2 separate regions of the Homo sapiens genome follow, and region 2 is linked to region 1. A link is an interaction called in ENCODE POLR2A ChIA-PET data of the cell type or tissue named here. Cell type or tissue: A673. All regions are shown on one strand. Links, peaks and the distances in the headings refer to the core of each region. The heading gives the core; the rest is flanking DNA. Region 1 has its middle 6.5 kb from the start of LINC01971. Region 2 overlaps MCRIP1 (MAPK regulated corepressor interacting protein 1).

The links. ChIA-PET counts read pairs that join two places held together with the same protein. Peaks named below come from ENCODE experiments on the same cell type or tissue, not always from the same donor. Only the 100,000 strongest peaks of a DNase experiment are listed, where the experiment ranks them.
Region 2: POLR2A ChIA-PET joins it to region 1 with 8 read pairs; 2 of 35 experiments call an interaction of 5 or more read pairs at or near these places.

Annotation. Positions count from the first base shown.
Region 1 is chr17:81,485,243-81,490,604 of GRCh38, forward strand. No RefSeq gene overlaps it. Among named protein-coding and RNA genes, the nearest start is that of LINC01971, 6.5 kb to the left of the region's middle. RefSeq lists a silencer at 2,677-2,956 and enhancers at 3,279-3,999, 4,721-5,362. In A673, for the core only: no CTCF peak of the experiment used is centred there; DNase peaks (open chromatin) are centred at 2,799 and 4,519; H3K4me3 peaks cover 1,261 bases; H3K27ac peaks cover 3,762 bases.
Region 2 is chr17:81,818,579-81,823,940 of GRCh38, forward strand. It overlaps MCRIP1 (MAPK regulated corepressor interacting protein 1), which reads right to left. Exons shown (of 5, transcript NM_207368.5): 4 at 4,834-4,935; 5 at 3,783-4,733. The coding sequence ends at 4,669. Among named protein-coding and RNA genes, the nearest start is that of MCRIP1, 12 kb to the right of the region's middle. RefSeq lists an enhancer at 3,215-3,509. In A673, for the core only: a CTCF peak has its summit at 3,332 (motif pointing right); a DNase peak (open chromatin) is centred at 3,313; H3K27ac peaks cover 1,183 bases.

The DNA.
Region 1 (5,362 bases), core at 278-5,277:
TTTTAAAAAAATTTTTTTTTCAAGGCAGGGTCTTGCTCTGTGGCCCAGGCTGGAGTGCATTTGCACCACCATGGCTCATGGCAGACTCAACCTCCCTGGCTCAAGCCACGCTCCCACCTCAGCCTCCCAAGTGGCTGGGACTACAGACACATGCCACCACACCTGGCTAAATTTTTTTTTTTTTTTTTTTGAGACAGAGTCTCACTCTGTCACTCAGGCTGGAGTGCAGTGGCGCAAACTCTGCTCACGGCAAGCTCCGCCTCCCGAGTTCACGCCATTCTCCTGTCTCAGCCTCCCGAATAGATGGGACTACAGGTGCCCGCCACCACGCCCAGCTAATTTTCGTATTTTTAGTAGAGATGGGGTTTCACCGTGTTGGCCAGGATGATCTCGATCTCCTGACCTCATGATCCACCCGCCTCGGCCTCCCAAAGTGCTGGGATTACAGGCGTGAGCCACCACGCCCGGCCTAGTTTGGGCAAGTTACATTTTTTTTTTCTTTTTTGAGGCTGAGTCTTGCTCTGTTGCCCAGGCTAGAGTGCAGTGGTGTGATCTTGGCTCACTGCAACCTCCACCTCTCGAGTTCAAGGGATTCTCCTGCCTCAGCCTCCCAAGTAGCTGGGATTACAGGCACCCACTATCACACCTGGCTAATTTTCTTATATTTTTAGTAGAGACAGGGTTTCACCATGTTGGCCAGGCTGGTTTCGAACTCCTGACCTCAAGTGATCGGCCCGCTTCGGCCTCCCAAAGTGCTGGGATTATGTGGGCATGAGCCACCATGCCTGGCCCATAATTTTTTAAACTGTGATACATTTTGCCATTTTAACCATTTTTAAGTGTACACTTCAAAGGCATTGAGTACATTTACCATGTTGTGAGACTCTCAACACTATCCGTCTGCAGAACTTTTTTGTCATTCCAGAGACTATCCATTAAGCACCAACTTCCTTTTCCCTCTCTCCCCAGCCCCTGGCCTTGCCCTCTCCCCCCAACCCCTGGCAACCTCTTACCTACTTTCTGTTTCTGTACTTGCCTATTCTAGATGTTTTATAAGTGGAATCAGACAGACGTTGTCCTTTGTGACTGGCTCATGTCACTTAGCATAATGTTTTCAGGCCATCTGTGCGTGGTGTGCGTCAGAATTTCCTTCCTTTTTAACGTTAAATCATAGTCCATTGTATGGAGGGACCACATTTGTTTCTCTATTCATTTATGGATGGAAACGTGGGTTGTTTCCACCTTTTCTCTGTGGTGAGTATCGTTGTGGTCAACATTTGGAATAACTCGTGTTGAGCACACTGTTCGTGTTCCTGCCCCTAGTTCTCTGGGTGTGTGGCTGCGCGGAACTGCTGGGTAATTCTACCCTTCGCTCTTTGAGAACCGCTAATGTGTTTTTCACGGCGCATGCATTGTATGAGAGCTCCAGTTTCTCCACATCCTCACCAACGCTTACTGTTTTTATTATTGTTCTTGTTATACAGCTTTCATTTTTATAAAAAGCAATTTTTTTTTTTGAGACGGAGTCTCACACTGTCACCCAGGCTGGAGTGCAGTGGCACGATCTCGGCTCACTGCAATCTCCGCCTCCCAGGTGAAAGCGATTCTCCTGCCTCAGCCTCCCAAGTAACTGGGATCACAGGCACCCGCAACCACGCCTGGCTAATTTTTTGTATTTTTAGTAGAGGTGGGGTTTCACCGTGTTAGCCAGCATGGTCTCAATCCCCTGACCTCGTGATCCGCTCACTTCAGACTCCTAAAGTGCTGGGATTACAGGCGTGAGCCACAGCCCCCGGCCCAAAAGCAGTATTTTCGTACAAACAATATACTAACGCTAACTGAAATAATTAACAAATTACAGATTAAAAAAAAATTTTTTTTTCTTTTTTTGAGACAGGGTCACTCTGTCGCCCAGGCTGGAGTGCAGTGGCACCATCTCGGCTCACTGCAACCTCTGTCTTGCCCAGGCTCAAGTGATTCTCCTGCTTCAGCCTCCCGAGTAGCTGAGATTACAGGCGTGCACCAGCACGCCCACCCGGCTAATTTTTTTTTTCTTTTTTTTTTTTGTAATTTCAGTAGAGACGAGGTTTCACCGTGTTGGCCAGGATGGTCTCGAACTCCTGCCTGGGGTGCTGGGATTACAGCCGTGAGCCACTGTGCCCAGTCAAAATATTTTTTATTTACCTCCAACCCCACCACCTAGAGATGACCACTGCTCATTTTTGTTGATGGTATTTGGCAACAGGCTTGTCTGCTTTCTAAGCACTGTTGTTTTGTTTAGAGACAGGGTCTCCGCTCTGTGGCCCAGGCTAGAGCGCAGCGGTGCAATCACGGCTCACTGTAGCCTCCACCTCCCAAGCTCAAGCGATCCTCCCGCCTCGGCCTCCCAAGTGGCTGGGACCACAGGCGCGGGCCCCCTCCAGCCAAGCATTGTTTTTCTGACCCGCAGGATGGGAGCAGGGAGAGCGTGGCTGGCCGGGGGTCCACCGGGAGGCCCTGCGAAGGGCAGGCCCCGGCCAGGCGGGGCGCGGCTCCACGTCTCAGCCGGCGCTTCTGCGCACGGGCTCACTACTGGGGGCGGCCGGGATCACGGACTCGCTGGCCTCGTCTCCGGAGCGGAGGCGGGCAGCTTGAAGGAGCGACCCCGTGGGCCGGCGCATCCCTCCCCAGGCCCCGAGACCCGGCGGGAGACGGACCCTCCCCATGCCTCGCCGCGGAGGCCCGCGCCGAGCCAGGAGCCGCGCATCCATTGGCCGAGAGCGCGGCCGCCCGGGCCAATCACAGGGCGGCCCCGGCGCCCCCGGGCGCGCCGTGGGGACAGAGTCAGGCGCGTGCGCACTCGGCCCTCCCCGGCGGCCTCCAGGCGGGACGCGGCGTCGGCGCCTGAAGTTGGGGCTCCGTCCTGCCTCCCTGCGGGCCGGGAAAAGGGTCTCGCACGTGCGCCCCCCGCGGTCCGCGATCCCCAGCCGTCGGCCTAGCCCCAGGCGGGTCGATCCCGCTGTCCCCAGCCCCGGACCAGCCTCCTCCAGCTGCCGGGTGGAGAGGCTGGGGGGCTTTTCCCGAGGTCGGCGGCGAGGCTGAGAGCCCCGGCCCCGCCGCGCCCGAGGAGACAGCCCTTCGCGGGCTCTAAAGGCCCCGGGGCCTCCGGGATGTTCCGGGGCCGAGTTGTGCCTGTTGCCGTTTCCGGCGCCCGGGGCCTCCGGGATGTTCCGGGGCCGAGTTGTGCCTGTTGCCGTTTCCGGCGCCGCTGCCCTCGGGCACCGTCCCCTCTGGCCCTGCCTTGGTCTGGGAGGGGTCGCTAAGGGGGCGGAGGGCGCTCCTAGGGGGCCCTGCGGATCTCCTGGCCTCGGCCCCCCCGGGTGGCCAGAGCGGGGCTCTGCACAAAGGCCTCAGGTAGCCGCGGCCTCGGTTCCGAGAAAGCCCCTCGCACTGACCGGGCCTCAGCTGACCCGGGCAGCCTACTGACCCGACCCTGACGCCCGGGCCCTCCAGGCCTGTCAGAGCCTCCAGGAAAGGAAATGGGCTGCGGGGCGCAGCGAGGCTGGACAGCGGGCGCTGGCCCAGGACTCCCCTTGCCCAGAGGAGAAAATGGAGGCTGAGCCTCCGGAGAGCCCAGCTCGATGCCAGGAGCACTTTGCAGAGGGACACGGATGGGGGCTGGCAGCACTTCACCCCTGTGCGGTAACGGAGTAACCGGAGCGCACTGAAGTCAGCAGCACCCCCACCCACCCACCAAGGCCACCGCCACCTCCCACCATCCCGACCGTCCTTTGCTCCCTCAACCCTTGTTGCTGTGGGGCTTGGGGATATGTTGGATTCTCACTGGCCCGGAACTTTGCTCCCCGAGGGCCGCCTGGCTGTAGAGCAGAACCCCCAAGTCCTGGAGAGAAGGGCAGAGGCCGGCCGACCAGGAGCTCTGCAGAGGAGCAAACTCTGGCCTGCGGACCCAGGGCTCTCACCGGCATGTAAACCTCTGTGGTTCACGAGGCTTGGCGCACCATGCTCTCTGCAAACTGGGCCTCATACCACCTGTCTGCCCTGCACCTGGAGAACTGACAGCCTACCCGCCCAGCACTGGCAGCAGAAGCTAAAGCATTCCTGGAACCCACAGGCCCCCAGCTAGCCTGACCCCCTGCCCCAGCCCCCCACGGCCCTGGCCTGGCCTCCCTGCAGCTCCCGGAATGCACCCAGGCTGTGCTGGCCCCAGGGCCTCTGCGTGCCCATCCCTCTGAGGGCTGCTCTTCTTCTTGCTCTAGGCGCCTCCATCTTCTCCCACAAATCTTTGCTCACGTGTCTTCTCAGACAGCCCCCACACCCCTGTCTAAATGTTCAGTCCCCCTCCCCCGCTCCTCGGCCCCCTCAAGCCCAATTCTTGCTTGGGTTCTGGTAGCTGGTGCCCCCTTCCCTGCTGCTGCGGACCTGAGCTCTTTCTGCCCCTCTGTTTCCTGCTGCATCCTGCCTGGCTCCCAGGAGGCCTCTCTCAGCATTTTCTGACAACAAAGCCGGGGCTGCAGATCCCTGGTGAGATTCCAGGCTAGCATCAGCACTCCTCTCCCGCACGCACCACAGCTAAAGCACACAAGGGCACCGCTGAACGCCACCACTCCCAGCTGCCAGAGTGCCGCATCCGTCGGCAAGGAAAATGGGGACCCTTCCATAGAAAACAGGCAAAGACTGAACAGACATTCACAATGGCCCCAAACAAATGGAAAGAAGCTCACGCCCTCCAAAAACCAAAGAAATGCAAATTCACACAGCCAGGAAATGTCATTTCTCACCTTCCAAACTGGCAAACGTGGACCAGGGTGGTCCTGGGTGTTGGTGGGGATGCTGGCAAGGTGCTCTCAGGGAGGGAGGGCACAGCCCTGGGGGGCCATCTGAGCCTGTGGGGCACCTGTTCATGCTAAGGAATCAGGAGCCACGGCCCCCTGGGGACCCCATTAGCCTCGCTGTGGCCAGGCCAGGAGAAGCCCCTCAGTGTGAGGACACAGGAGCACTCAGCCCCAGGCAGACCCACAACCTGTTCCAGGGCCAGGACTGTTCCTTCCTGCCCCTAGCTCCTTCCCTGTCTCTCTGTCCCAGTGCAGTTAATACTGGATGTTTCTGAGTCACCAGCTGGAGGGAGTGTGGCCCTTCAGCCTGGTCAGGGGCCCCCCAGTTGGGGTGGGTGGCTTGGCTCATGACCTCGGTGGAGGGGCCCCTGGGCACCCTGCTGGTGGCAGGAGGAAGCCAGAGTGGCCCCAGAAACACTCCTTGAAGAGCCAATAAATCACAAGCCCCCTCTGCCTACCCCCTCCACATCGCCGCCTGACGTTTTTTATATTGATGCATTAATTTATCCTTAAAAATAGGCAACACTGCT
Region 2 (5,362 bases), core at 301-5,300, 330 kb after region 1:
AGTACCCAGCAGATAGTGACATATGCGTGCACGCCAACACTACACAGCAGATAGTGACTTGTGCGTGCACGCCAACACTACACAGCAGATAGTGACATGTGCGTGCACGCCAACACTACACAGCAGATAGTGACTTGTGTGTGCACGCCACTACACAGCATAGTGACTTGTGTGTGCACGCCAACACTACACGGCAGATAGTGACTTGTGTGTGCACGCCAACACTACACGGCAGATAGTGACTTGTGTGTGCACGCCAACACTACACGGCAGATAGTGACTTGTGTGTGCACGCCAACACTACACGGCAGATAGTGACTTGTGTGTGCACGCCAACACTACACGGCAGATAGTGACTTGTGTGTGCACGCCAACACTACACGGCAGATAGTGACTTGTGTGTGCACGCCAACACTACACGGCAGATAGTGACTTGTGTGTGCACGCCAACACTACACGGCAGATAGTGACTTGTGTGTGCACGCCAACACTACACGGCAGATAGTGACTTGTGTGTGCACGCCAACACTACACGGCAGATAGTGACTTGTGTGTGCACGCCAACAGTACACAGCAGATAGTGACATATGTGTGCACGCCAACACTACACAGCAGATAGTGATGTGTGTGCACACCAACACTACACAGCAGATAGTGACATGCGCGTGCACGCCAACACTACACAGCAGGTAGTGACATGTGTGTGCACACCAACAGTACACAGCAGATAGTGACATGCGCGTGCACACCAACACTACACAGCAGATAGTGATGTGTGTGCACACCAACAGTACACAGCAGATTGTGATGTGTGTATGCACACCAACGGTACAACACGCAACAGTTGCAGTTGCCTCATTTCCCCAAGTCGCCCTCACTGCAGAAAGGGGAGTGTCTCCAGCTGCTTAGTCCAGCAGCCTCCAGGATTGGGTGAGGGTCGGAGGGCCCTGGTGCCCTGCATGGACAAGGCAGTGGCAGCAGGGCTGAAGGACAGGCTGGGGTGGGAGGACCGCAACCCTCTGGGATCGGGCCCCACGGTCAGCTCCCGCAGCCCAGGGGAGAGGTGCCCACTCTAGCAGCCCTTTATGTGCTCCTCAAGCTGAAAGTAGAGACCCCGCTTTGTGACTACAGTGAGTTCTCACACCATTAGGCGAACGGCTGGGGTAAGACCACCCTGTGGCCCCTGCAGAGCTGACCTCACTGGGTGGTCCACCGAAGAGGGGATGGGAGGGCAAGTTTGCTTCAGGGTCAGAGGTCCGGTCCCGGTGGGTGCACCTCCCCAGCCCTCAGGTAGGTTAGGCCCCCTCTCCCGCGTCCCCTCCCCCTCCTCACCCCAATCCCCTCCCCCTCCTCACCCCAATCCCCATCCCCCACGCGGTGCATCGGGTGAAGGGGTGGGGCCTCCAGCAACACCGTGGGCTCAGCGCTCCCCACAGACTCCTACCCTCCTGCCCAGCATGTGCCTGGCCAGGCCGGCCCCCTCCTCTGAAGGGTTCTTGGCAGAAAGATCTCCAAATTGAAGGTTTCTGGTGGCAGGCCCAGGTGCTGGGGCCATACCTGGGGGAGCTCCACCCCCCGGCTGTAGGTAGGCAAGGCCCGGATTCCAGGGCCCAGTGTAAGATGACCCAGGTGAGCCCAAATCAGGTCCATCTCTTAACACAAGGAGCTCCCTCGGCACCTCCTGTGTGCTACACAGGGGTCCCAGCACCCATGCAGGGGAGAGGCCTTTGGATCACCACAGCCCACACTCTGTACAGAGGGATAAACTACTGCTTTGCCTGTAGAGTAGCCATTCTTTTATTTATTTTTTTCTTTTTCTTTTTTTTTTTTTTTTTTTTGAGACGGAGTCTTGCTCTGTTGCCCAGGACGGAGTGCAGTGGCGCAATCTCAGCTCACTGCAACCTCCGCCTCCCGGGTTCAAGTGATTCTCCTGCCTCAGCTTCCCGAGTAGCTGGGATTATAGGTGCCTGCCACCACACCCAGCTAATTTTTATGTTTTTAGTAGAGACGGGGTTTCACCGTGTTAGCCAGGATAGTCTCAATCTCCTGACCTTGTGATCCACCCGCCTCAGCCTCCCAAAGCGATGGAATCACAGGCGTGAACCACCGCACCCGGCTCTAACTTTTCTATTTTTAGTAGAAATGGGGTTTCACCATATTGGCCAGGTTGGTCTCAAACTCCTGACCTTGTGATCCGCCCGCCTCAGCCTCCCAAAGTGCTGGAATTACAGGCGTGAACCACCGCACCTGGCCCCTTTTCTTTAATAAATTTGCTTAAAAAAAAAAAAGAACCCAAAGGCTGGGCACGGTGGCTTACGCCTGTAATCCCAGCACTTTGGGAGGCCGAGGAGGGTGGATCACAAGGTCAGGAGAATGGCTAACACGGTGAAACCCTGTCTCTACTAAAAATACAAAAAGTCAGCCGGGCATGGTGGCGCTCGCCTGTAGTCTCAGCTACTCGGGAGGTTGAGGCAGGAGAATCGCTTGAACCCAGGAGGTGGAGGTTGCAGTAAGCCAAGCTCACACCATTGCACTCCAGCCTGGGTGACAGAGCAAGACTCCGTCTCAAAAACAAACAAACAAACAAACAAAAACACCAAAAACCAGAAAACCCAGAGGGGTAAATTGAGGCAGGCTGGCCGTGTGCCAGGCCCCAGACTGCAGAGCCCAGACTCCCCACCGAAGGCTGAGGGTCGCGCTTGCTGTGTGAGGCTCAGCACCTTGTCAAGTGCACCCACACGGTGACTCGTGGGGGTAGCAGCACCAAGCACTGCGCCACCCATGATGTAGTCATCACCACCTGAAGAAACCAAGGCTGACTCCAACCTGCTCACAGCCACGGTGTAGCAATGGCCTGGCCAGGGCTCAAGCCCACCCCTCCTCCTCCTGGGAATCTGGGAACCCCATGTTTGAGTGGGCCCCCCACTGCAGGACCTCTGCTGGCCCTTGCAGCTACCACTGTACAGAAGGTGCACAGGGCAGGGCCTTGTCCCCAAGAGGCTCGGTGAGTGGAAGGCACATGGCATGAGGACCGCTGTGAGCCGCCCGCCCCTCATCCCCGTGGTGGTGTTCCCCAGGCTGCATCGGCTCAACAGGGGGAGGCAGCCTGGGTCACCCTAGCCTGGTGGGCACTCGAAACGCTCCTCGAAGGACTCACAGGCCCCATGGGGGCCAGGTAAGGCCGTGTGTTTACAGGGAGTTGGCTCGGGGCTGGGTACTGCTGTGCACACTGGCTGCCAGGCGGCAGCTGGGCTGGTTTATTACTGGAACACCCTCCCCTGCTCCTCCTCCCCGGGGAGGCCAGCCCTGCGCCAGCATCTCCTGCACCAGCCCACCCACCAGGAGGCGCCTGTGGGGCCACTCTTCTGGGAAAGCGTGTTCCTGGAATAAATTCTGGTTTCGCTTCCAACAGGAACAGGAATAGAGCTCCCTGTCTGGCCTGCCAGGGCAGCTTGCAGGTTTGAAGGTCAAGTGCACGTGGCTCTCTCCTGGGCCCAGCGGCACCCCCTTCTTCTGGACAGGGGAGGAGCCAGCTCCTAGAGGGGCCACAGTGCCCCAGAGGGTGGGTTCAGGGTGGTGCCTACTACCTCTGCGGCCCCCTGGGCAGCCCCTGTGGCAGAACAAGGGTAGTGATATCAGGCAGCCCAGCCTCTCCCTCCAGAATGCCCTCCCTGCCACCACCTGCCCTAGGAGACCTGAGCACGCCCAGTGGCTTAGACTGAGAATTTCTGGGCTTGAGAAGCCTTCGCCATGATCTGGGGTTTCCAGCCCTGCCCGGGAGCTGGCTGTGCATGTGTGCCGCAGGGGCAGAGGCCTGACAGACCACCAAGAGGCCACGCCCAGTGCCGCCGCCTTTATTCACAGACCCTCGAGCTCCACAGCCACACAGACACTTAGCTTTCAGAGGGCACAGGAAGGAAAAGGGACCTGGTGACCCTCCCAGCACACCCCAGAGCCAAGACAGACCCAGCAGCAGCACCTCAGGGTCAGCCTGGGTGCCCCTGCCCAGGGGCCACTGTGACCGCAGACACCAGGAGGCCAGGCCTGGTTGCTGGGGACCCCCTTGGGGGGCCCGGCAGTATCCTAGGCCCAAAGAGCTGGTGCCATCTTGAAGCTGATTCAGGGAAGAGGCCAGGCTGGACGGTAGGGGTAGGTGTGAGAAGCTCCCCAGCGTGTCCAGGCCACGGGAGCAGCAAGGGTCTGCGGGGAGCCCAGGCTGGATGGGGTGGGGCTGCCCTTGTCCTGTATCCTGACCACTTCAAGGACAAAACCAGCCCAGTCCCAGCAGCCTGGGAGGCAGCAGAGGCTCCTTCTTCTCCCCTCCTGATCCTGCAGTGGCCAGGGGCAGGAGGGTGAGGGGAGAGGAGAGAGGTCAGGTCAGGGCCCCTGGGGGCCAGGCAGCTTCAAAAATGCAGCCAGGTGGCTGGGGGAGGGCAGGAGGGTGGGCAGGGCCCAGACCCCCATGATGGGGGCAGCCTGAGACCCCCAAGGATGAAGGAAGGGGGCTTGGGAAGGAGAGGCAGGCCTCAGCCGTCAGTCACGCCAGTGCTGGGATCTGCAGCCCGCTGGAGCAAGGCACCCCCATCCCAGGGGCAGGACCACAGGACAGGAGGGAACCGACACCTCGCACCCTGATCTTCCGGAGGCCGGGGAGGGGCACCGGGCGCTCTAGGACTTCTTGGCATCCTGCGTGCTCCGGCGCTTCAGGTCACTCAGGTCGATGGGCTTGAAGGCTGCCAGGGGACAACGCGGTAGGTGGTGGGCACAGGCCCCTCCTGCCCATGAGGCCCGGCCTGCCGGCCCAGCCCTGCCCCCAGGTCAGCCCCCACTCACTCTTCAGGCTGGGGTTAGGGACCTTCTCCACATACTCCTCCACCAGGCCCCGCTCGCCACCCGGCACCTGGCCTCGCAGGTCTCGCTCCACACCCTGCCAGGCTGCAGAGGCAGAGAGTGGTGTGCTCAGGGCCCCCTGCCCCAGGGGGTGGCATCCACGTCACGAGAGTGCCTGCCCTCAGCTCCTGCCCTCCCAGATCCTCTTCTCCCTCAGAAGTGTCCTCCATGCTCCCCCACAGCCCTCTGCCCACCCCAGCCTCACTCACCTGCAGACCCCGTCCCCGCTCCTCTGGCAGGCCTGTCCCTTCCCCGCAAGATGACCAGGACTGTGGTCAGAGGGACCCCTATGACCCTACCCCAGGCTTCCCTGCGCCTCGGAGGCAGCGCATCCTCCTCAGCTAGGCCTCTATCTTTCCCACCTCATCCACGCACCTCCCCGGCCCCAGCACACGGCACACTCCCCTAATCCCAGACAACCACCTCCCGGCCACTTCTGCAACACGCCCGTTCATGGCTGGATGCGTGCCTG